Regions from separate parts of the Homo sapiens genome. Here all the other regions are linked to region 3. The links are chromatin loops, found by intact Hi-C in ENCODE. Cell type or tissue: PC-3. All regions are shown on one strand.

The links. A loop is a pair of places that touch in the nucleus more often than their neighbours do. Peaks named below come from ENCODE experiments on the same cell type or tissue, not always from the same donor. Only the 100,000 strongest peaks of a DNase experiment are listed, where the experiment ranks them.
Region 1: it touches region 3 in a loop (2.3-fold over the local background); 6 of 110 quality-filtered maps call a loop at or near these places.
Region 2: it touches region 3 in a loop (5-fold over the local background); 6 of 110 quality-filtered maps call a loop at or near these places.

The regions. Positions count from the first base shown.
Region 1 is chr4:53,983,299-53,991,298 of GRCh38, reverse strand. It overlaps the pseudogene RPL21P44. Among named protein-coding and RNA genes, the nearest start is that of CHIC2, 77 kb to the left of the region's middle. In PC-3, no CTCF peak of the experiment used is centred here; a DNase peak (open chromatin) is centred at 3,208.
Region 2 is chr4:54,077,750-54,085,749 of GRCh38, reverse strand. It overlaps a transcript of CHIC2 not described here. Among named protein-coding and RNA genes, the nearest start is that of CHIC2, 17 kb to the right of the region's middle. In PC-3, no CTCF peak of the experiment used is centred here; DNase peaks (open chromatin) are centred at 259, 3,399 and 7,809; H3K4me3 peaks cover 428 bases; H3K27ac peaks cover 1,134 bases.
Region 3 is chr4:53,926,875-53,934,874 of GRCh38, reverse strand. It overlaps the pseudogene LOC100129728. Among named protein-coding and RNA genes, the nearest start is that of CHIC2, 130 kb to the left of the region's middle. RefSeq lists a silencer at 4,624-4,788. In PC-3, a CTCF peak has its summit at 4,685; DNase peaks (open chromatin) are centred at 4,254 and 4,704; H3K27ac peaks cover 1,842 bases.

The DNA.
Region 1 (8,000 bases), 56 kb before region 3:
TTGCCAGTTCTGACCTTTCCACTGAGCTATAACTTTAGATACCTAAACGCCCACTTGACCATTCGCTACTTGAATAATAAAAAGGTGTTTCATACTTAAAATGGCTAAAACAGTACTCTTGACTTTCTCCCTGTGAAATTGGTTCTTTTTTTCATTCTTCCTCATCTCACTATATGGTCCTTCTCCTCTCACTCATATATTTCACTCAGACAAAAACCCAGGAGCTGTCATTTCTCCTCCATTTCCCATAATCTCATAATCTACTTCAAAAATACACCTGCAGTACATTAATTTTTCCTTCATATCCATCGCTTTTCCTTTTTTCTAAGTTTCCATTATCTTCTATCAGTTCTTACCTGAATTGCAATTGCCTCTTTAGCTGTTCTTCCAGTGTTCTACACAGTCTGGCCATTGCCTGCCTTTTGACATCATTTCTTATCATCAGTGTTCCACCCACTCCAGTCTGACTGCATTGTCTTTTTCGGTTACTCAGAAAGGCAAAGTTAGTTTTCCCGTGGGGTTGTTTATTCATTGTTGTCTCTGCCTAGAATGACCCCCTCCTCTTAGGATTTCAGGTCTCAGCTCAAATGTCCCTTCTTCAGTGAAACTTTTCCCAACCTGCCAGTCTGAATGAGCTCTTCTGCGCTGTCACTGTGACATTGTATATTTTCTTCATTACACTTTTCACTATCTGAATTTCTTATTCATATTTTTGTCATTCTCTGTTAGAATACCAGCTCCATGAAATTGGGTGCCGTGTCTGGCCACCTTAACTTTCACCAGTATATTTCCAGAATCAAGAATATTGCCTGACACATGATAAATGCACCATAAATGTTTGTTCAATAAGTACATTTTATAATCATACTTGTTTTAATATAAAAGGGTTTTAACCCCACGACTTTAACCTGAGGAAAGTCATGTTTCTCCCATGGCCTTGTTTCTCCCATGGCTCTATGTGTCCGTGGCTTCACTGCCTTATTCCTTGCTTTGAGAAGCTTTGTCACTGCTTTCACCTATACCAGCCACTGCTAAAAAATAATAGCCCCCAAATCCCTTAGAATGAAAAGAAGGATAACAATGTCTTTGAATAAACATCAGGGAGGAAGTTCATCATTAAATCATCAATACAGGCCAAAACAAAAGATAGAGACATTGTCATGTTATGAAAAGAACTCCTCCCACACATGTGAGTATTTGGTTTGACCCTTGATTTAAATGAACAAGTATACTTCCCTGATGTGGCTGATAAAAGGTAATAATACAGTATCATGATGAAGAGAGATGACACTGAGGCTCCAGTCTACTTTAAAAATATGTAAGTCTCTGATAGGTCATGATTTTAGACCACATACAGACTGTCCTATGGGGAAAACACAGGGAAGAAAAGCAGCATAAACATTTTTATCCTTTATTGTGTTTGTCCAAAGCAGAGTTAAGAGGGTAGCCTAAGAGTATAATACTTGCCTTTCCAACTACAGAATAATCTTTTCCTTTCTCCAAATTGTATAAAGTAGATTTTTTTTTTTCAGTGAGTGAAACGATGAAACTTAGACTCACTTAAATGTATTTCCTAATGTAAGAATGTGTGTGTGCCAAGTAAATTTACTAAGCATTAGAACATGGAAAGCAGAGTATGATTAATACCCTCGTTTACCTCACTTTTTCCCCCATTTTCAAAATTTGTTTTCAAATATGGAAATTCTTCTGTACACTAAAATGATCTTAGGAAACAGGTAGCTCATGGTCTAAAGTTTAGCAGTTCATGATTAAGGGTTGCCGCAATCTAATCTGTTAACACACTGACTTTTGCCATTAATTTTTACTAGGTCTCTGCTTCCGTACCTGTAGAGGTCAATATTGTTAAGATACAAAATACATGGTACCAAGGCATACTAGAAAAACTTTAAAAATTGGTTATTTGGATTTGGCCTACCCACTTGATTGTTATCTGTAAACGATGTTGATATGATTTGGAATTTGACTATGCATTCAAAACAATGTTTTTGTCAAATGGGTTGGGTCATTCTAGAGAAAGAAAGAAAAAAAACAGACATTAACAATTAGTCATGAGGCTGAGTATAATTCCAGCATGTTGGAAGGCTGACGTGGGAGGATCATTTGAGGCCAGGAGTTTGAGACCAGCCTGGGCAACATAGGAAGACCCTGTCTCTACAAAAAATAATTTAAAAAATTAGCCTGGCATGGCGGTGCATACCTGTAGTTCTAGTTATTTTAGAGGCTGAAGCGGGAGGATTGCTTGAACCCAAGAGTTTGAGGCTGCAGTGAGCCATGATCACACCACTGCACTCCATGCACTCCAGCCTCAGTGACAAAGTGAGACCTTGTCTCAAATTAATAATACATGAAATTTTAGTTACAACAAAGCTGTTTTTTTCCAATAACGATGGAAGATTAACATGTTTTTCTTCTTTTTTCAGTTGTTTGCTCATTAATGAATTAGAATATACCAAAAGTAAATTAAAAATAATTCTGAGTGTCATTGTTACTTCTTACTTTAGTTAAAGAGTAGTGGAATTACCGCTGTGCTGCAGACCAAGTCCTACTTGCTAAATAACTACAGATAGTTAAAGGTGAAGGCTGAGCACGGTGGCTCACACCTGTAATCTCAGCACTTTGGGAGGCTGAGGCAGGCAAATCACTTGAGCTCAGGAGTTCGAGACCAGCCTGGAAAACATGACAAAACCCTGTCTCTACAGAAAATACAAAAATTAGCCAGCCGTGGTGGCCTGCTTGTAGTCCCAGCTATTTGGGATGCTGAGTGGGAGGATTGCTTGAGCCCAGGAAGTCAAGGCTGCAGTGAGCCAGGATCATACCACTGCACTCCAGCCTGGGAGATAGAGACCCTGTCTCACAAAAAAACAAAAACAAAACAAAACAAAAAAACAAACACCAAAACTATAGTCAAAGCTGGAAGGGACCTGCTTATCCTGTGGCCTGGGCTTTAGCCATCTCTTCCAATACCAATTGCCTAGTGTTATTATGTAAAGCTAATTTGGCCAGCTCTGGTCCTTATTTTGCACTCATTCCAGTAAACCCAACCACTATGGCACTTAATACTGCCATTGTCAGTCAGTCTGCAGTATTGATTGACTGCCTTTAGAGCTCTCTTTTGTGTGCCTTGTCCACTCTTCAGTCACTGAGAGAGAGACCAAAGAACAGAGACCAACACCCTGTACTTGGCATGGCCATTAGTCACTGGAGTTAGATGAATCACACTGTATCTAAGAGAGAAGACTCAGGGAGAAGGGCTTAGCACAACACAGAAAAGCTTTAAACACTCTTACCTTTGACTGGAATTACACACACACACACACACACACACATACATACACACACACACATACACACACACACACTAAGGCTTTCCCACAAAGCCATGATGCATCCTTAAAAATAACACACAGCTCTGAAAAGTGAATGTCGGGGGTGAAGAGAGCCCTCCTACACTCCTTTTCCTAGTGATGACAAGGTTGTGGGGGCATGGCTGACTGTGAGGAGCAGAAGATGAGAGGGAGATATCATTTTACTTCTTTGTACTGCAATAATAAAAAGAACAGATAGAATGGAAGGAAGAGGCCAGGGGCAGTGGCTCATACCTGTAATCCCAGCACTTTGGGAGGCTGAGGCAGGTGGATCACCTGAGGTCAGGAGTTCGAGACCAGCCTGGCCAACATGGAGAAACTCCGTCTCTATTAAGAATACAAAAATTAGCCAGGCGTGGTGGTGGGCACCTATAATCACAGCTACCCGGGAGGTTGAGGCAGGAGAATCACTTGAACTTGTGGGGCGGAGGTCGCAGTGAGCCAAGATTGCGCCACTTCACTCCAGCCTGGGCGAGAAAGTGAACTCTGTCTCAAAAAAAAAAAAAAAAAAAAAGAATGGAGCGAAGAAGCCAGATTGAGTCTTCTTGCAATGAGGCGGAGTATACAATATTATTTTTAAAAATCAGTCTAGTGTTTCTGAAAACAAGGACACACTAGGAGGAAATGGTGGAGGAAAGGAGAACACAAAGTAAAAGTGACACTGCCTATTTCTTCACGGGTACAAGGGCCACTTAGGCTGGGATGCTTTTCCTGAAAATGCAGACCATACAGAACAAGGCCATGTGACTAAGAATCCACAACAGAAACAAACACAAGACACATATGAGTTAGGAAAGTTAAGGAAGCAGTCCTTCCTTTCGGCCAAAACTGCCACCTTCCAGTAATTTGCCACAATGATGAACACAAAGGGGGAAGAGGAGAGGCACCGGTATACATTCTCTAGGCCTTTTAGAAAACATGGACTTGTTCCTTTGGTTACAAATATGCGAATCTATAAGAAAGGTGATATGGTACACATCAACGGAATGGATACTGTTCAAAAAGGAATGCCCCACAAGTGTTACCATGGCAAAACTGAAAGTCTACAGTGTTCCCCAGCATGCTGTTGGCATTGTTGTAAACAAGGGTAAGATTCTTGCCAAGAGAATTAATGTGCATATTGAGCACATTAAGCACTGTAAGAGCCGAGATAGCTTCCTGAAATGTGTGAAGGAAAATGATCAGAAAAAGAAAGAAGCCAAAGAGGAAGGTACCTGGGTTCAAGTGAAGCACCAGCCTGCTCCACCCAGAGAAGCGCACTTTGTGAAAGCTTGTGGGAAGGAGCCTGAGCTGCTGGAACCTATTCCCTGTGAATTCATGGCATCATAGGTGTTAATAAAATAAAATAAAATAAAATAAAATAAAATAAAATAAAATAAAATAAAAGACCTCTGGCTGTAAAACAAAACAAAACAAAAAAATCAAAAAACAACAAAAAAGAAAGCAGTGGAGTGCATTTGTAGATTTGGTACATTAATGTGCCAGGCCCTCCATCCCACTTCTCTGAAAGCCTCTCTCCTGTGTGTGAGAGGGAAGGCATGGGGCAAGAAGGGGAAGGTCTTCCTTAAATAGCTGGTGGTAACATTGTCCTCAGCTCACCAAGAGAACTCTCTGAACAATGTGACTCCTATTAGAAATGAGAACAAGTACCTATTGTTTAGGCTTAAACAACTCTAAGTGTTTCTTTTAGAGATAATTAATTTAATTAAAATGGTCCCTGAAGCCAAACTGAGCTTCATATTGAGCACTATACACATTCCTTCCAAATTCCAGTACAAAGCTATTCAGAAGTAGTAAACTATCAGTCATGTAGCTCACATTTACTTCCACTGGAATGGAGGCCCTAGCACAGGGGCTGGGATAGGAGGCTCTTCCTGAGCTGGAGGGAGTAGCATTAGTTCTGATGCAGTTAGAGAAAAGATGATTTTTCATCTGTGGATTTAGTTCCAAAAATGATGTGGGCATTTTTTCCTTCATGGTAGTTTCAAGAAGAGAAATTTGGTTTACTGACTGCATCCAAATCAACCATCTACAGGATACCCTCAGCATGTCGGTGCTCAATAAATGAATGAATCAGTGGATAAATGGCCAGGCGCAGTGGCTCACCCCTGTAATCCCAGCACTTTGGGAGGCCAAGTGACCTCAAGGCGGATCACTTGAGGTCAGGAGTTCTAGACCAGCCTGGCCAGCACTTTAGGAGGCTGAGGCAGGGGTGGATCACTTGAGGTCAAGAGTTTGAGACAAGCCTGGCCAACATAGTGAAAATCCGTCTCTACTAAAAATACAAAAATTAGCCAGGCATGATGGTGCACTGCTGTAATCCCAGCTACTCAGGAGACTGAGGCAGAGGTTGCAGTGAGCTGAGGTCGTGCCACTGCACACAGCCTGGGCAACAGAGTGAGACTCTGTCTCAAAAAAAAAAAAAAAAAAAAGATACATGAATGAAACCAACCTCTTTGGCCTAGAATAGATGAGCTTTTGGACCTGTTATCTTCTGGAGTCAGGAAGTAAATTGAGTAGAATTTGATGTTAGATCAAAACTACCAAGCTGTCATGTACCCCAAGAGGACACAATAAACTTCTGTGGCATTTGATGATGGTTTATTGACGGTAGATGCAGTTCAACATGTTTATTCCAAACCTTGAGGCAAGCGCACTGTAGGGAGGCCACATGGCCTGGCCATTTAGCAAGTAGACTGTGGAATCAGGAAGACTGGGCTCCTGGCTGTCTCCCTTTCTTGTAACTTGACCATGGGCCTATTTTTAAAACTTAGTCTGTTTCTTCATATATAAAATAAAGATAATATAAAACCTAACACATTAGATTTTTGTGAAATTTAAACTATGACATTCATTCTGCATGGACTGAATGCCTACTATGTGTCAGGCATTGTTCCAGGTGTTTGGGATATGTCAGTGAACAGAATACAGATCCTTTGTGGCATGTACAGTCTAGTGAGGGGAGGGGGATGGGAAGCAAATAAAACACCATAACCATAAGAAAATATATTAATATGTTAGAAGTTCTGTGTGCTAAGAAAATAGCAGTGCAGGGTAAGGGTTCCAAAGACAGGGTTGGGGGATATGGGAGGCTGGTAGTGGGTTACAATTTTGTATAGGGGAGACAGGGTAGCCTCCATTGAGAAGATAACATGAGCAAAGATGTGAAGCTGGTGAGGGAGTAAGCCATGTGGATATCTAGAGGCAGCAGATTCAAGGCAAAGGGAAGAGCCATTACAAAGGCCAGAGGACAGGAGTATGTCAGGCATGTTTGACAGCAAAGATCAAAGAAGACAGAGTGGTTGGAGAGGCAGAAGTGAAGTAACTGCAGATCAGGTTGTATAGGACCTTGAGGCTATTGTCAGAGCTTGGTGTGAAATGGGGGAGCCCGTCTAACTAATCATTTAACAGATTGCTGATGTGGGTGGGTGGCTATGGGAGGTTTGTGTTGTTGATCTAACTCTGTGAATGATTGGGTGAAAATTGACGATGCAGGAAAGAGGAGAATGTGCTTGAGTATGAGAGGGGTTGGTGCCAGGGACTCATGGGGAGTTTTCATAGGGACTAGGCAGGAAGGCTGAGAGTGTGGGTACAGTGACTGGTAGGAGAGTATGTGGTTGTGGGAGTCTGTGGAGGTTTTCTTCTGCTTCTCTCACTTTTCTTAGAGAAATAGGTAGCATAGTAATCACCTAAGAGTAAGTGGGGAAAGGAGTATTCTTGAGGGGAAGAAGGAAGTATGAGCTTGTTCTCTAGGAGAACAGGAGAGTGAATGGATGAGGGGAACCTCATCCTGCTGTGAACCTCATGCCTGGCTATGAATGCCAGGCAGCATTAAGGGCCCAGTTAAGGGTTAATGACTATGAACTCAAAACGAGATCAGTCAGCATGGTTTTCACCAGACATATTCAACCATTCCAGTGCAGGGAAAGAGGTGGGTTTCACTAGGGTTGTGTTTTGCTAAACAAATAAGTCAAAGCCAGAGAAGGGCAAGGGATTTGAGGGATTCTGAAGTGAGTATTTACAGCATAATAATTGACCAAAGCATTTAAGTCAGGTAATTATAAAGAGAAGATAGGACCTCAAGTGTGAAGTGGGAGAAGGACCAATGGTGGAGAGACCCTTGGTTTAAAAGGTTTGGAATTGGGGTAATAGAATTAGTGAGCTGGAAAGATAGCAGGTGAGGTCAGAGTGGAATGTGTCAAATCAAAGTTATGAAAATGCATCTAAAATTGTAGGACAATATGTGGTGCAAAGCAAATGCCCAGTAATTAATGACTATTATTAGGGATTCATAAAACTTGTTATCCAGAACCCTTGAGACCAGATTTGTTTTGTAACTTAGAATTCTTCAGACTGTAGAAAAGCTTCATGGTGTATATACACCTCCATGGAGGTCCTGGAAAGTTTTCTGTAATCCAGCACATCAGCGTGTCTTCAGGAAAATGTATGAATATTCATATTAAGTAGGATGGATAGCCTCATGTTGGTGTAGGGCACGTTTTGCTGTATAAGTTAGGCACTAAATTTTTAAAAAACAAAACTTTGGATTTTAAGATTTCGACTTTGAGATTTCAGAATTGCAACAAAAAAAGATGAACCTGTACTGACATTTTC
Region 2 (8,000 bases), 150 kb before region 3:
TAGGGCTAAGGTTCTCCCTCCACTGTCGGCCTGTGGAATTCTTTAGCTGCTCACATCACAGCTACATGAACAGTTTTTGGGAAACACACCATAATGGCCACATCCTCTTGTTTTTATAATTTACACAGGGTTGAAAACAAGAGATATTGTCTTGTTGTTAGCTAGAGCTCATTTGGAGTCTGCCCTGAGTCTCTGGACTTGGCTCGATGCCCTTCCTCATCTGACTGCTCTGGGCAAACCAACTACTGTCTTAGTCATTGTATTACTCTGTTTGGATTCTCTGTCAGTCCATCAGATTTAGCTGATGAGCTCATTGACTGAAAATTGATTGAGCAAGACAGTGTCCCTAATTCTGTATGCATACACAGCACCATTGTCTTCCACAGATACTTCGTAATAATTGGCATCCCCCTACGAGATCATTGGTATCTCAATAATTAAAATCAATAGCTGTTGTTAAGGCAAGAATTTATCATAGTAACCTACAAAAGTGGTAAAAAGGTAATATAATTCAGAAGATAGATGTAAATATAAAATTACCAATTCTGAACAGGTTTTTAAAGATAATACTTGTTCCTTAAGGACATTCATATTTAATAAAATAAATGAGTTATTTCTTTATCATTTGAATGACATAAATTGTTACTTTTTTATGTGAGTGGGGAAAATATAGCACTTTAACATTTTGAGATAAGGAGTAGAACACTTTATTTATATCAATTCAGTGTTTAGCTTTTCACAGATTTTGTCTCTATGCTACCTGTTTGATTTTTTTTTTTTTTTTTTTTTTGAGACAGAGCAAGGCTGTGTCTCCCAGGCTGGAGTTTAGTGGTGAAACCTTGGCTCATTGCAACCTTCGCCTCCTGAGTTCAAGTGGTTCTCATGTGTCAGCCTCCCGAGTAGCTGAGATTGCAGGTATACACCACCACGCCTGACTAATTTTTTATACTTTTTTGAGTATACTCTAATTTTTTGCTTTCTGGGGTTTTACCATGTTGGCCAGGTTGGTCTCAAACTCCTGGCCTCAAGTGACCTGTCTGCCCTGGCCTCCCAACGTACTGGGATTACAGGTGTAAGCCACTGTGCTTAGCCTGTTAGAATTTAATAGGTCTCAGTTATACACTATTTCACTATTCTGGGTGCTCTAAAGCATCAGTGACAATAATTATGAATGTAGAAGGTGCATTGGTAGCCAAAGTTAACTATGTCATTGCTGTCCTTGAGAGGGGTTTTTACCTGTGTTTTCTTTTTTTTTTGTAATTTTTCTGAGATCAGACAAGTTAGTTAGATTCCAAACAATATGGGCCTAATATAATCACAATTCCATTTAAATTGGCCAAAGAATGACCCTTATCCAGACAGGACTCTTAGTGTACTTAGCTGTCAACAAAATATAAAACTTATCAGAATAATGGCTACTTTTAAATATAAGGCCTGCATCATATTGTTAGAGGAACTTCTGGAAATAGGAGACAGTTGCTATTAAAATTCAATTTAGTTTAATTCACCATTATTTACTGAGTGCCTACATATGTTAGGTACTAGGGCTACAAAGATGACTAGACCCCGGGCTGGGCACAGTGGCTCACCTAACCATAGCCATCAATGAATTCAAGTAAGTGTGTGATAGTGGCATGCAACAACTGTGGAACCATGGAGGAGAGATCTGTTCTTTCTTCCTGCTGGCATCATGGACTCTGAGACTGAGGCTTGAACTATTTCTAGGAGATGCTCAGAGTAAAAACAACAGCAGGAGAAGAGACTTCTAGGCCAAAGTTTCAAGAGTGAGCACAGGCCCAGAGGATGGATATGCATTAAGCTGCATGCAGGAGACAGAAGCAGGAAGGGCTGCTTAGTGGCAGAAAGCAAAGAGTGTGAGTGGCAGGTGAAGAAGTATGAAGGCCTCTGTAGTAAGATGAATGGTCTTTGAAGGATGCTAAGCAGAAAATTGAAATGATTATATTGTAATCATTGTAAAGGATGGGATTGGAAGAGAGAGAAACCAGAGACAGTTAGTGTCCAGTACCAAAGTCCAGACTTGAAATGATAAGTGTCACATTAATCAGTAGTGGTGGGAATGGAGAGGAGAGAATAAATTCAAGAGTAATTTGGAAGGTAGCACCAATGAGCCTTGGTTACTAATTAGATAGGACAGGGGTACAGAAAGACAAATGGGTCAGTGGGGACTTGGGTTTCTAGCTCAGGTGTCTGTATTGAATATGATTGTGTTAACAAATATAGTGGTTACAGATGAAAGATAAGCAGTTTTTTGTTGTTTCAGATGAGACTGTAGATAGAGTGAATGGAACAGAAAAAAGATAAATTGGTTGTAAACATTTTGAGTTTTAAGTGCTATAAGAATAGCCAAGAGGAAATTTTTGATGTAGAGTAGCAGTTGGAAATATGGATCTGAATTTAACAGAAATTGAGATTGGAGTTGGGCGTGGTGGCTCATGCCTGTAATCCCAGCACTTTGGGAGGCTGAGGTGGGTGGATCACCTGAGGTCAGGAGTTCGAGACCAGCCTGACCAACATAGTGAAACCCCGTCTCTACTAAAAATACAAAATTAGCTGGGTGAGGTGGCACATCCCTGTAATCCCAGCTACTTGGCTGGCTGAGGCAGGAGAATCGCTTAAACCCGGGAGGCAGAGGTTGCAGTGAGCCGAGATCACTCCAGCCTGGGCAATAGAGCAAGACTCAGTCTCAAAAAAAAAAAAAAAAAAAAAAAAAGAAAGAAAGAAAAAAGAAAGTGAGAGTAGAAATAAAAATGGCATCAGCCTATATTATTTAAAGCATATATAATATTTGAAGCAATATGATGAGATGAAATTACCCAGGGTTGGTGTCATGGTTAGGATGGTGGTCAGGAAAGTCATTGTTTTGGTGTAGTACTTAGAGTAGTTTGAATATATTATGTGATATATTTGTTGGATGCTGAGTCTCTTCTACAGTCTCACTTCCCTCCTCTAAGGACTTGTATAATCTTTTGGTGAGTCTATCTAGGGATAATCCAGTACTTACTATTTGACAGTGGAACTGGAATACACCTGGGAAACCAAATTAAGGTTGTAAGACAGGTTGGTGTAAATATGGGATTGGATTTAGAAACGACTGGTATGAATATGAGATTAGAGTTACAAATAGCCCTGACCACCAGATGACTTGAAAAGGTGGCTGAGTACTCTTTCCTCATCCCTCTCATCTAATAGAAATAGAGTGGAGTAGGGAAATCCTGATGGAGGGTTCAGACACCCTGCCTTCTTTTCTTTCCAAAAGACTTTCTTTTCCATGTAGACCGTAGATGTTTTCTGACTGAGTCAACTTTATATCCACAAGGTCTGTTGACATTTAACATGCCAAAGATCCATACAGTGGAGCAGCCAGATGTTTAGGGCCTGGTCCTGGCTTATTGCCATGAGCATTGCTCAGATTCCCAGTCTGAGTCAGAATCCTGAGTGACAGATCACAGGATGTTTGTGTTTCCTGAAGGACTTAAAGGGCTTGCAAAATGTTCTGTCTTATCCACCTCCAGAGAGAAGATTGCTCATTTTTGAGATCCATGTAGATGGAAAAAGAAAGGAAAAATGGTATATCAATGCACAAAATCATATACAGTATCACCATTCATCATCAGCTATCACTCTTGATTTTCCATCAGTCACTTCCTTACCTATCTAATGCCCTCATCCCATTATGTTCGGGATCAACCTTTTTGCTTCGACCAGGCTAGCCTGTTTGTGGTCCATGGCACACATAGTTATCTTACCATATGTGGGGTTTCCCATTGACACCTTTCTCCACCTCTATCATCTATTTTTCATCTTTAAATTGCTATTCAAAACTATGGCTTCTCCACAAAACATTTGCTTCCCAATGGTAAAAACTTAGGCTGGGTGCTATGGCTCACACCTATAATCCCAGCACTTTGGGAGGGCAAGGCAGGAGGCTCACTTAAGACCAGGAGTTCGAGACCATCTTGGGCAACATAGTGAGACCTCATCTCTAAAAACAACAACAACAACAACAACAGCAACAAGCAACCCAAAACAAGCACATCAAATCATCCCAAATTCACCAGTGGTTTCCTATATGGCAATTAAAGTTTTATCTCCCCATAGAAATTATACCAGAGGTAAAATTTATACTCATTTGGGCATAAAGTACTTATTTATACATGTCTAGGGCAGATTCCTGATCTTTCCATAGCAGTATGTTACAGAGTAGCCCTCACTTAGAGAGGTAGATAAGTAGAATAGAATATTTGACTACATCAAATTGAAGTATCTTAGATGATGAGAATAATAGCGATAATAAGTATCATTCATCAAGTGTCTGCCATGCCAGACACTCTACTAAGCATTTTGTAATGTTATTACATTTAACTATCACAATAAAGATTAAGAAGGGTATCATGCCCATCTTATAGACTAGAAAACAAAGATTCAAAGAAGTAATTTGAAGCCAGGCACAGTGGTGTGTGCCTGTAGTCCTAGCTACTTGGGAGGCTAAGGCAGGAGGATCCCTTCAGCTCAGGAGTTCAAGGCCAGCCTGGGTAACATAGTGAGACCCTGTCTCTGAAAAAAGAAAAGAAACAAATAAAGGACTAATTTGCCCAAGGTCTTAATTTATAGGCAGTGGAATCTGGATTCAGACCTAAGTCTTTTTTTTCCCCAGCTTTTTGAGATATTAATCAAATAAAATTTGTATATATTTAATTGACAAATAAAAATTGTATATATTTAAGGTATATGTGTGATGATTTTATATATATATATATATATATATATATATATATATATATATATACACACACACATTGTGAAATGATTACCACAATCAAGCTAATTAGCACATCCATTATCTGACATAGTTACCATGTGTGGTGAGAATACTTAAGATCTACTCTCACAGTAAATTTCAAGTATACAATGCAGTATTAACCATTGTCACCATGCTGTACATTAGAGACCCCAGTACTTTTTTTTTTTTTTTTGAGACAGAGTCTCACTCTGTAGCCCAAGCTGGAGTCCAGTGGTGCGATCTCGGCCTCCACCTCCTGGGTTCAAGCAATTCTCATACCTCAGCTTCCCAAGTAGCTGAGACTACAGGTGTGTGCCACCACGCCCAGCTAATTTTTTGTATTTTAGTAGAGATGGGGTTTCACCATGTTGCTCAGGTTGGTCTTGAACTCTTGATTTCAGATGATCCACCTGCCTCAGCCTTCCAAAGTGCTGGGATTATAGGCATGAGCCACTGCACCCAGCCGAGACCCCAGTGCTCTTTAATCTTTCAACAGAAAGTTTGTACCCTTAACCAACATCTTCCCATCTCTTCCCCTTACCCTGCACCCCAAACCCCTGCCTCAGCTCCTGGAAACCACTATTCTACTTTCTGCCTCTGTGAGTTCAATTTTTTTAGATTCCACCTATAAGTGAGATTATATAGCATTTGTCTTTCTTTGTCTGTCTTATTTCACTTAGCATAATGTCCTCATTGTCACAAATGGTAGAATTTTCTTTTTTTTAATGGCTGAATATATATATATATACACATATATATACACATATATATACACATATATATATACACATACATATACACATATATACACATATATATATGTATATATATATACCAAATTTTCTTTATCCATTAACTGTGGATGAATACTTAAGTTGATATCATAACATGCAATAAACATGAGAATGCAGATATCTCTTTGAGATACCGATTTCATTTTGTTTGACTACATACCCAGAAGTGGGATTGCTGGATCATATAGGAGTTCTATTTTTAATTTTTTGAGGAACTGCCGTACTGTTTTTCATAATGGCTATACCAAGTTACATTTCCTCCAACAGTGTATAAGGGTTCCCTTTCTCCATACCCTTGCAGACACTCATCTTTTATCTTTTGGATAATAGCCATTCTATTTTAAAAAATTTTTATTTTTTAATTTGTTTTTTTTTATTTCTGAGACCTCTCAGGGATGAAAATATTAATAATTGCCATTCTAACAGGTGTGAAGTGATATCCCATTGTGGTTTTGATTTGCACTTACCTGATGATTAGTAATGCTGAGGACCTTTTATATACCTGCTGGACATTGGTACATCTTCTTTGAAAAAATGTCTATTCTGGTCCTTTGCCTATCTTTAAATCAGGTTTTTTGTCTTTCACTATTGAGTTGTATGACTTCTTTTTCTATATTAAATACTAACCCCTTCTCTGATACGTGGTTTCTAAATATTTTCTTCTATTCTGTGGGTTTTCTTTTCATTTGTTGCTTGTTTTCTTTGCTGTGCAGAAGCTTTTTGATTTGATGCAGTGTACTACTTCTTTATTTTTGTTTCTATTGCCTGTACTTTTGGTATCACATCCAAAAAAAATCATTGCCAATAACAACGTCAAGGAAATTTTCCCCTATTTTTTGTTCTAGGAGTTTTGTGGTTTCAGACTTTAGCTTAAGTCTGAAAGGATAAAAGTTTTCTGGAAGGGGAAGTTTTGTTGTTGTTGTTGTTTCTTTGTTTGCTTTAAATGGAGTCTCTGTCACCTAGGCTCGAGTGTGCAGTGGCGCAATCTCAGCTCACTGCAACCTCTGCCTTCCAGGTTCAAGCAATTCTCCTGCCTCAGCCTCCTGAGTAGCTGGGATTACAGGCACCCACCACCATGCCTGCCTAATTTTTATATTTTTAGTAGAGGCGGGGTTTCACCATGTTGGCTAGGCTGGTCTCGAACTCCTGACCTCAAGTGATCTGCCTGCCTCAGCCTCCCAAATTGCTAGGATTACAGCCATGAGCCACCGCACCCGGCTCTGTAAGGGGAAGTTTTAACACTAACATGGAAAAGAAAGTATATAGTAAAATTTCAAAGATTGTATAATTTAATGTCATGTAGGAAAACATAAAGATAATAGTTAACAAATCATAAGAGAGGCCGGGAACGGTGGCTCACTTATGTAATCCCAGCACTTTGGGAGGCCAAGGTGGGCAGATCACTTGAGGTCAGGAGTTTGAGACCAGCCTGGCCAACATGGCGAAACCCCATCTCTACTAAAAATACAAAATTAACGGGGTGTGGTAGTGCATGCCTGTAATCCCAGCTACTTGGGAGGCTGAGGCCAGATAATCGCTTGAACCCAGGAGGCGGAGGTTGCAGTAAGCCAAGATCGTGTCACTGCACTCCAGCCCTGGGGACAGAGACAGACTCTGTCTCAAAACAATAAATAAATAAATAAATCATGAGAGATCTTTTAAGGTTGTATGACAGAAAAATGAAAGGCCAGCTCAATACAGACAAACTAATTCAAGCTTTATTAATAAGGTTGTTCCTATATTATTTTAATTATGATCCAGAAACAAAAGAGGAATTAGAAAAGATTGTGGAACTGTTCTCTAATGGCATGATCCTAATATGACTGGATTAAATCTGACTGGACTGCTCTGTTCAACACAACCATCAAAATGTTGATTTTGACCATCCTAGCAACGAGAATAAAAAGCAACATCTGACCCTTTGACAGTGGCATTTATAAAAATGAAATCTCACATATACATGAGGGTAGGGTCCTGAGCTACCTAAAGTTTGTAAACTCATTTCAGTAACTTGAAGAAACCTCTATTAGTAAGCACTAATTATAGAATCCCACATGTGAGACACATTACATTCATGGGTTGATTGGCATCATTCTCAGTTGATCTGAGATTATCATCAAAAAAATTTTGACTTAGGATTTCTTTGCCAAGTTACATCATTCCTAAAGCATCTAAAATCAGGCAGGGCAGAATAGAACCACATGCTGATGTCACAGGGTGTAGGTGGGTTTGAATGGTCTCTGATTTAGTCAACATTCATGCTGTAATTGTGAATGATAGCTGCTCTGTGATACTAATAAGAATGCTCACCTGCTCAAGTGATACGCCCTTGAACAACAGGTCCTCACAGTTGGCAGCCGGGTGGCAGGAGGGCTGCTATAGAAATGAAGTTATAGAGACCTAAC
Region 3 (8,000 bases):
AGCTTCATCCATGTCCCTACAAAGGACATGAACTCATCATTTTTTATGGCTGCATAGTATTCCATGGTGTATATCTGCCACATTTTCTTAATCCAGTCTATCATTGTTGGACATTTGGGTTGGTTCCAAGTCTTTGCTATTGTGAATAGTGCCGCAATAAACATACGTGTGCGTGTGTCTTTATACCAGCATGATTTATAATCCTTTGGGTATATACCCAGTAATGGGATGGCTGGGTCAAATGGTATTTCTAGTTCTAGATCCCAGAGGAATTGCCACAATAACTTCCACAATGGTTGAACTAGTTTACAGTCCCACCAACAGTGTAAAATTGTTCCTATTTCTCCACATCCTCTCCAGCACCTGTTGTTTCCTGACTTTTTAATGGTCGCCATTCTAACTGGTGTGAGATGGTATCTCCCTGTGGTTTTGATTTGCATTTCTCTGATGGCCAGTGATGATAAGCATTTGTTCACGTGTCTGTTGCCTGCATAAATGTCTTCTTTTGAGAAGTGTCTGTTCATATCCTTTGCCCACTTTTTGATGGGGTTGTTTGTTTTTTTCTTGTAAATGTGTTTGAGTTCATTGTAGATTCTGGATATTAGCCCTTTGTCAGATGAGTAGATTGCAAAAATTTTCTCCCATTCTGTAGGTTGCCTGTTCACTCTGATGGTAGTTTCTTTTGCTGTGCAGAAGCTCTTTAGTTTAATTAGATCCCATTTGTCAATTTTGGCTTTTGTTGCCATTGCTTTTGGTATTTTAGCCATGAAGTCCTTGTCCATGCCTATGTCCTGAATGGTATTGCCTAGGTTTTCTTCTAGGGTTTTTATGGTTTTAGGTCTAACATTTAAGTCTTTAATCCATCTTCAATTAATTTTTGTATACGGCATAAGGAAGGGATCCAATTTCAGCTTTCTACATATGGCTAGCCAGTTTTCCCAGCACCACTTATTAAATGGGGAATCCTTTCCCCATTTCTTGTTTTTGTCAGGTTTGTCAAAGATCAGATAGTTGTAGATATGCAGCATTATTTCTGAGGGCTCTGTTCTGTTCCATTGGTCTATATCTCTGTTTTGGTACCAGTACCATGCTGTTTTGGTTACTGTAACCTTGTAGTATAGTTTGAAGTCAGGTAGCATGATGCCTCCAGCTTTGTTCTTTTGGTTTAGGATTATCACCCTAATTTCTAAGAGCACTCCCGGCATACAGTAGGTGCTAAACGAATGGTGGTGAACTCAGTGACATTTGAGTCTTTGTGCTTTCCTGGGTAGACCATGGTGCTGATGAGTTTGGGTTTAGCTGTTGTTGCCTGACCCTGGCCTGAGCTGGGAGCTCCTTAAAATAGCCTATAAAGAGTGCTCACATTCAAAGTCCTCCTGGGAGCATTTCTCTGATATTTCAAAACAGAATTCAGGAGCAAGAGGAGCAAAGCTGAGGCTTAATGCAGCATGTTAAAGAAACAGGCAGAAGGACATGGCCAAAATCAACTCAGAGTCTTCCAAATGAGGGGACAGCTGCTGCCTCTGGCGGGAAACATTCCTTCCCTTCCCCCTTTCCTGCAGGTAATGGCACAAAATATATTCAAGCGAAAGAGGGGTGAGAACTGGGCATGAATCTTCCTTCCTCACGCTGATTGGACTGGCATCCACCAGGCTTTGCTTCCTGCATCTACCACCGAAGACTTAGTCTCAGGCCAGTCTCTCTTTTGCCTGGGGTGTAAATCCAGGGTTTTTGGATCCCAGGTTGGAAGAGGTGGATGGGGACCACATGTGTGCCAAATGCCTGCAGCTCTGGTTAATCTTGGCTTGGGAGTGATTATTTGCTGATGGTGATGGGGAGAGGGGACCGGGAAGAAAGTTCACTTCTCATTCTTTAGTGATGTGTAAATGTATTGCCATTGGCTCTTATTAGGTAGCTCTAAGCCAGTGACGGAAAAATGTTTTCATTGGCAGGAAAACACGTTTTACATCCACATACATGCATATCTACTTTTTGGCAGATGCAGAAACTTTGTGGCTTAGACTCCCATCCTATTCCTCTGTTTGTTGGATCCTACCAATGACTTAAGGCCTTGCTCAGTGCCTGTCTCCTACAAGAAGTTTTTCTTGACAACTCCAGTACGCACTGCTTTCTCCGTGAGCGTGGCTCTTGTTGCAATGGTCGTCTTCACCACAATCAGAGTAGATTTTCTAGAAAGGAGCTTAAGCTTTAGGACCTGCTAGTTATAAGAATGACTTCCAAGATCCCAGAAGCACCTTTGCTTGGGTTCACATGGTCACATGCTTTTGGTAAAAATGTAAAAGTAAGATTTTAACTGTCATAAGCTAAGGATGCTGTTGACTCTGTTTGCCCCTGCGTCACTTTTCCCTTGAGGAGTTGTGTGGTGATGGAGAGGCATGAGCATTTTGGGGAATCCAGCTAAGGAGAAGTTGAGTTGGAGATTTATTTGTTTTGGTCGAGTGGGATCTATATATATGGTTCACACTTCCATGTAGAGTCGAGAAATTGTTGGTTATTCTTGGGTATTCTAGGCTTCCAGGAACCCTCTTGCTCAGTGCATGCTCTGTGGCATCATGGGTCTTATTATGATTTAAATGTTTCCTATGATGCCTGACACTGGAAGCATGTGGGAGTGAAGAAGAAGCAAGAGTTAAAATGTGCAGAATGAGAAGCTAATCTGTGGAATGTTCTTTCAATCATCAGCTGTACACAATTATGAGTGAAATATTTGGTTCTCATTGATGTCTAGTCAAGACAGAAATTATCTTCAGGAAAATACTCAGAAATGTGGTATATACAATTATAATGCACCATACTATCATACTTTTAAAGTAGAAATCAATGCAAAATAGAATTGATTAGAATTCTCGTGTTTGTAGAGCACAAAGCTGTAGCAATACTATAAACTGTGAAGTATCATTTTTATGCATGCCAAACTGCATTTTATGTCTACCAACATATTGAGTCAGTCTTAGCATATCTGATATAACTTGTCCTGATGAAACCTGGCAACACCAGACAAAAAAACATTCAAAAGCACTAAAATCACAGCAAAGCACCCTAAGTGTTCTTGTCACAAAGCTCCCAAGCATATTCATCCATAAGTTATTGTACACAGCAGAGGGAGAATTCAATTAAACAATTATGTAGCTCTATCCAACATAATGGCATTTTAAAATGCATTTGAATTGCTTTGTCTTCTTTACATGAAAATGATATTGCACAGTTGTTATGTGACGAGATGATCATATGAAAAGTATGCAGCCAAAGAATAGGAAAAAATATTGTAGAGGTTATGTCATTTTTCAGGATTTTGTTATATTTGTGGTGTTTGTCACTTTTCAAAAATGTGTGGCCGGGCACGGTGGCTCACGCCTGTAATCTCAGCCCTTATGGAAGCAGAGGTGGGTGGATCTCTTCAGCTCAGGAGTTTGAGACCAGCCTGGGCAACATGGCAAAACCCTGCCTCTACAAAAAATACAAAAATCAGCCAGTTATGGTGGTGGGTGCCTGTGGTCCCAGCTACTTGGGAAGCTGAGGTGGGAGGATCACTTGAGCCTGGGAGGTGGAGGTTGCATTGAGCCATGATAGTGCCACTGTGCTCCAGCCTGGGTGACACAGTGAGATCTTATCTCAAAAAAAAAAAAAAAAAAAAAGAGCAAAAATGTGTAATTTGTTACGATTTCATATTTCAATCTAAATAAACTTTCACTCTTTTTCTGAGACAGGGTCTCCCCCTGCAGCCCAGGCTGGAGAGCAGTGGTGCAATCATAGCCCACTGTAGCCTCCAACACCTGGGCTCAAGTGATCCTCCCACCTCAGCCTCCCAGCTAGCTAGGACTATCCCACACCCAGCTAGTTTTTCTAACTTTTTTGTAGAGATGGGGTATCACTATGTTGCACAGACTGGTCTTGAACTCCTGAGCTCAAGCAAGCCTCCTGCATCGGCCTCCCAAAGTGCTGGGATTACAGGTGTGAACCAGTGCACCTGGCCATAAATATTTACTTTTATATGTAATTTTGTATTTCTATTTTGAATTCTTATCCTTAGAGTCTCCTTCCTCCATAAACAAGCTTCAAAACCCACAATTCCTGAATTAGCCTTTGACCACAGTTGAGTAGTATTTTATGCTCTTATATTATTCTTATAAAAAGTATTGAATTTAAAAGCATGACAGTTTATGCCTGGGGACAGAATTTTCAACAATACAGAGCTTTGTGTGGAAAGTAAATAGTGTAGTCTCCCAGCACACCTGACTCCCCGCAGGTCACCACTGTTGGTTTGATGTCATTCTATTCTCCTTTTTCTTGAGCCAGTTCATTGTGATTAAGTGTGGCTTTGGAGCGAGCTACCTGGGTTGACTTATGCCTCTGCCCCTGTGGCCTTGGGAAAACTACTAAATCTATTAGTGCCTCCTCTTAAAGGAAAGATGTAATTGTACTGTACCTGTGTCGTAGGGGTGCTGGGAGGACAGTTTAGGGCTTAGAGGAGCAACCAACATGCTGTACTCATTTTATGTTAGTTTCATTTGGAAAATGCATATATTAGCATTACTTTGCAGATATTTCATGTGCCTAAGTATACTGGTCCTCCTCTCCCAAGACTGTAAACTCAAGGCTGGGAACTAATGTAAAACATCTTGAACATTGCCGCCTAATTCCTCAGAAATGTGTGGATGTGAGCGCCATCTAGCTGCATTATCTGTGGTTCTACTGTGACCACCAGGCACAATTCAGCTCACGTGGCTGTTCTGGCTCAGCAGTTGTTGGATTTGTCAGGAAATGGAGGATGACAGTGGTGTGACCAGCATATCAGGAGGCACTCAGGAGAAGTTAGCGATCCAGTGGAATGAAGAGTATCTCTGAAATGGGATGAGATGGAAGGCCACATCCACGGAACATAGAATAGTTTGAGATTTATACAAAACTTGAAGCCGCACAAAGCAAAAGCTGTCTCCGTGTCCCATTGCAAAGGCACTCAGGGCCAGGCGTGGTGTCTCATGCCTGTAATCCCAGTACTTTGGGAGGCCAAAGCAGGAGGATCGCTTGAGGCCAGGAGTTTGAGACCAGCCTGGCCAACATAGTGATACCCTGTCTCTACAAAAAAACAGAAAAATTAGCCGGGCATTGTTGGTGTATGCCTGTAGTCCCAGCTACTTGGGAGGCTGAGGGAAGAGGATCACTTGAGCCCACGAGTCTGAGGCTTCAGTGAGCTCTGGTTGTGCCACTGCACTCCAGCCTGGGTGACAGAGCAAGACCTTGTCTCAAAAAAAAAAAAAAAAAAAAAAAAGAGAAGAAGAAAAAAGAGAGAAGAAAAAAATCACTAAGAAGCGTCACTAAAATGTGATTTTCAAGAAAGGCATGGTAAAAATGTGAAAAGGGAGTGGGTAGACATGAAACCTTTCCAAGATAACACAGCTCAACAGTTACGTACAGAAGCCGCTAAAACAAAATAAGTGTGGATGATAAAAGATCAAAGGATGGAGCCATTTTAGAAAGAAGAAAGAAGGTTGTTTGGTATATATCTTATCATCTTAAAAGACTTTCTCTAGTTAACAAATACTACTAGATTTCAATCATAGACTTTGTAATGGAGTATACAACAGTTACTCAGTCCTCCCACAAATTCACAATCTGATATTCAGTGAAAAAAGACCATTCCAGATGAATATGAACCAAATTTTGTTTAAAAAATATATGTAAGTACACAAGACTAGAAAAAAGACTGGAAAGAAAAATAGTAAAATATAAACTGTGGTTATTCAGAAGAATGCAATTATGGGGGGAAATTTTTGTTACTTGTGCTATTATGTAATCCCCCCTTTATTTATTTATTGAAACAGGATCTTGCTCTGTCACACAGGCTGGAGTGCAATGATGCAATCATAGTTCACTACAAGTTTGAACTCCTGGAAGCAAGCAATCCTCCTGCCTCAGCTTACTAAGTAGCTGGGACTATAGGCCTGTGACACCACACCTGGCTAATTTTAAAATTTTTTATAGAGACCAGGTCTTGCTCTGTTGCCCAGGCTGGCCTCAATCTCCTGGGCTCAAGTGATCCAACCTCCCGCCTCAGCCTAAAAAGATATTCACTTTTAATTAAATGTAGCTCTTAGTTCTATAATACTTTTTTTTCATTATTTGGCCTACTATTAAATTGTAATTACAGAGTTTAAAAATAGCTTGCCTGATAAAGGTATTTATGTGTCCACCAAAATTCAGCATAATGGTCCACACATGCTAGAATCAATTTCCATTCCAAAACTCTTGATCTTGTTAATTTATGAACAAGAAGTCTTTCCAGCATAACATGAAAACCCAAACACATAAAAGCTAGATAAATTTGACATTATAAAAATTTAAGGCCGGGAGTGGTGGCTCACACCTCTAATCTAAGCACTTTGAGATTACACTTTGGGAGGCCGAGGCAAGCAGATCACTTGAGGTCAGGAGTTCGAGACCAGCCTGGCCATCATGGTGAAACCCCGTCTCTACTAAAAATACAAAAATTAGTGGAGTGTGGTGGTGCACGCTTGTAATCCCAGCTACTTGGGAGGCTGAGGCAGGAGAATCACTTGAACTCGGGAGGCGGAGGTTGCAGTGAGCCGAGATTGTGCCACTGTACTCCAGCCTGGGCGACAGAGAGGACACCATCTCAAAAAAAAAAAAAAAAAAAAAAAAAAAAAAAAAGAAACAAGCTAACAAACAAAAACATGGTTTGGTTGGCTCTGCCTGCATGACGGAGACCTTTGTGAAGGATATCAAGCCCAGGCTCAGGAGTCTGAAGCTTATCGTTATTGTGCTGGAGACAGGCCAAGACAAAGGAGGGGCACAAGGTTCAGACCTGCAAAGTGGCAGACAAAATGGGCAGCCTCAATATCTCCGTCTGTGATGACATCGGCAATCTGATCCAGCCTGGGGACGTTGTCTGGCTCAACAAAGGGTGCGCTTCAGTTTTCAAAGGTTGTCTGACACAGTATACTGGCCATGGGGGTGATCTACAGAAGACTGGAGAATTCTGTATGGTTTATTCTGATTTCCTAACTTCAATGAGCCAAACTCAGAGTATAGCAACCAGCAGGCGCCCAACAAGGTGGTGCAGAAAGACAGCAACCCTGCAGAACAACAGCAACCCTACAGCTTCCCAGCCTACCACTCGTCCCCCTGCTGCTTCTCCAGCCTCTGAAAGCCAGAATGGGAATGGATCTAGTAACCCACCAGGGTCCTGGTAGTGGCCCACATCCCCCTCATAGTCCGTCCCACCCCCCCAGTACCAGAACCCCTCGAAGCCAGGCCAACCACACACCTGCAGGCCCACCTGACCCTTCAGCCCTGTTAGTAACGGCAAAGTAGCCCGGAGGAGCAGCAAGATATAGCGTGACATTCTTCCTTCCTGCCACCAACAACATCCCATGTTTGCCGGAGAGCAGGACAGCTTTCCACTGGCTGGCTGGTGTCACAATATTTTAGCCACTGAACTTCAGTGGAGGGGTGGTGAACAGTGGCTTCATCCACCCTAATCTCATACTCCCCCATTGTCCAGCTGAACTACCTGTCCCCTGGGAGTCCAGACCCTCCTCTCCTTCCTGTTTAGAAATGACAGTTACCTTCTGTTTCTTCTGTGTGTCACATGGGGATCTCACTAAAATCTCTCCTTCCTAATAAATGTTACCACTCTGAAAAAAATTTTTTAAACTTCTGTTCAAGAGAGGATACCATAAAGAAGACTGAAAGATATTCAAGTTGAAGAAAAATATTTGCACTGTACACAACAAAGGATTTGAAGTCCTTAACAAATAAAGAACCTCCCAAAGTGCTGGGATTACAAGGGTAAGCCACCACGCCCAGCCAGTATATTTAAACTCTTAACAGTAGGTATTGCAGAGGATGAGAGAGAATATCAGGCACTAATATCTTCTGTTTTATACGCTTCTGTGTTATTCAGATTTTTCACAAGTATATGCTAGTGTTGTAACCAGGGAAGGAAAAAAACACTTTTA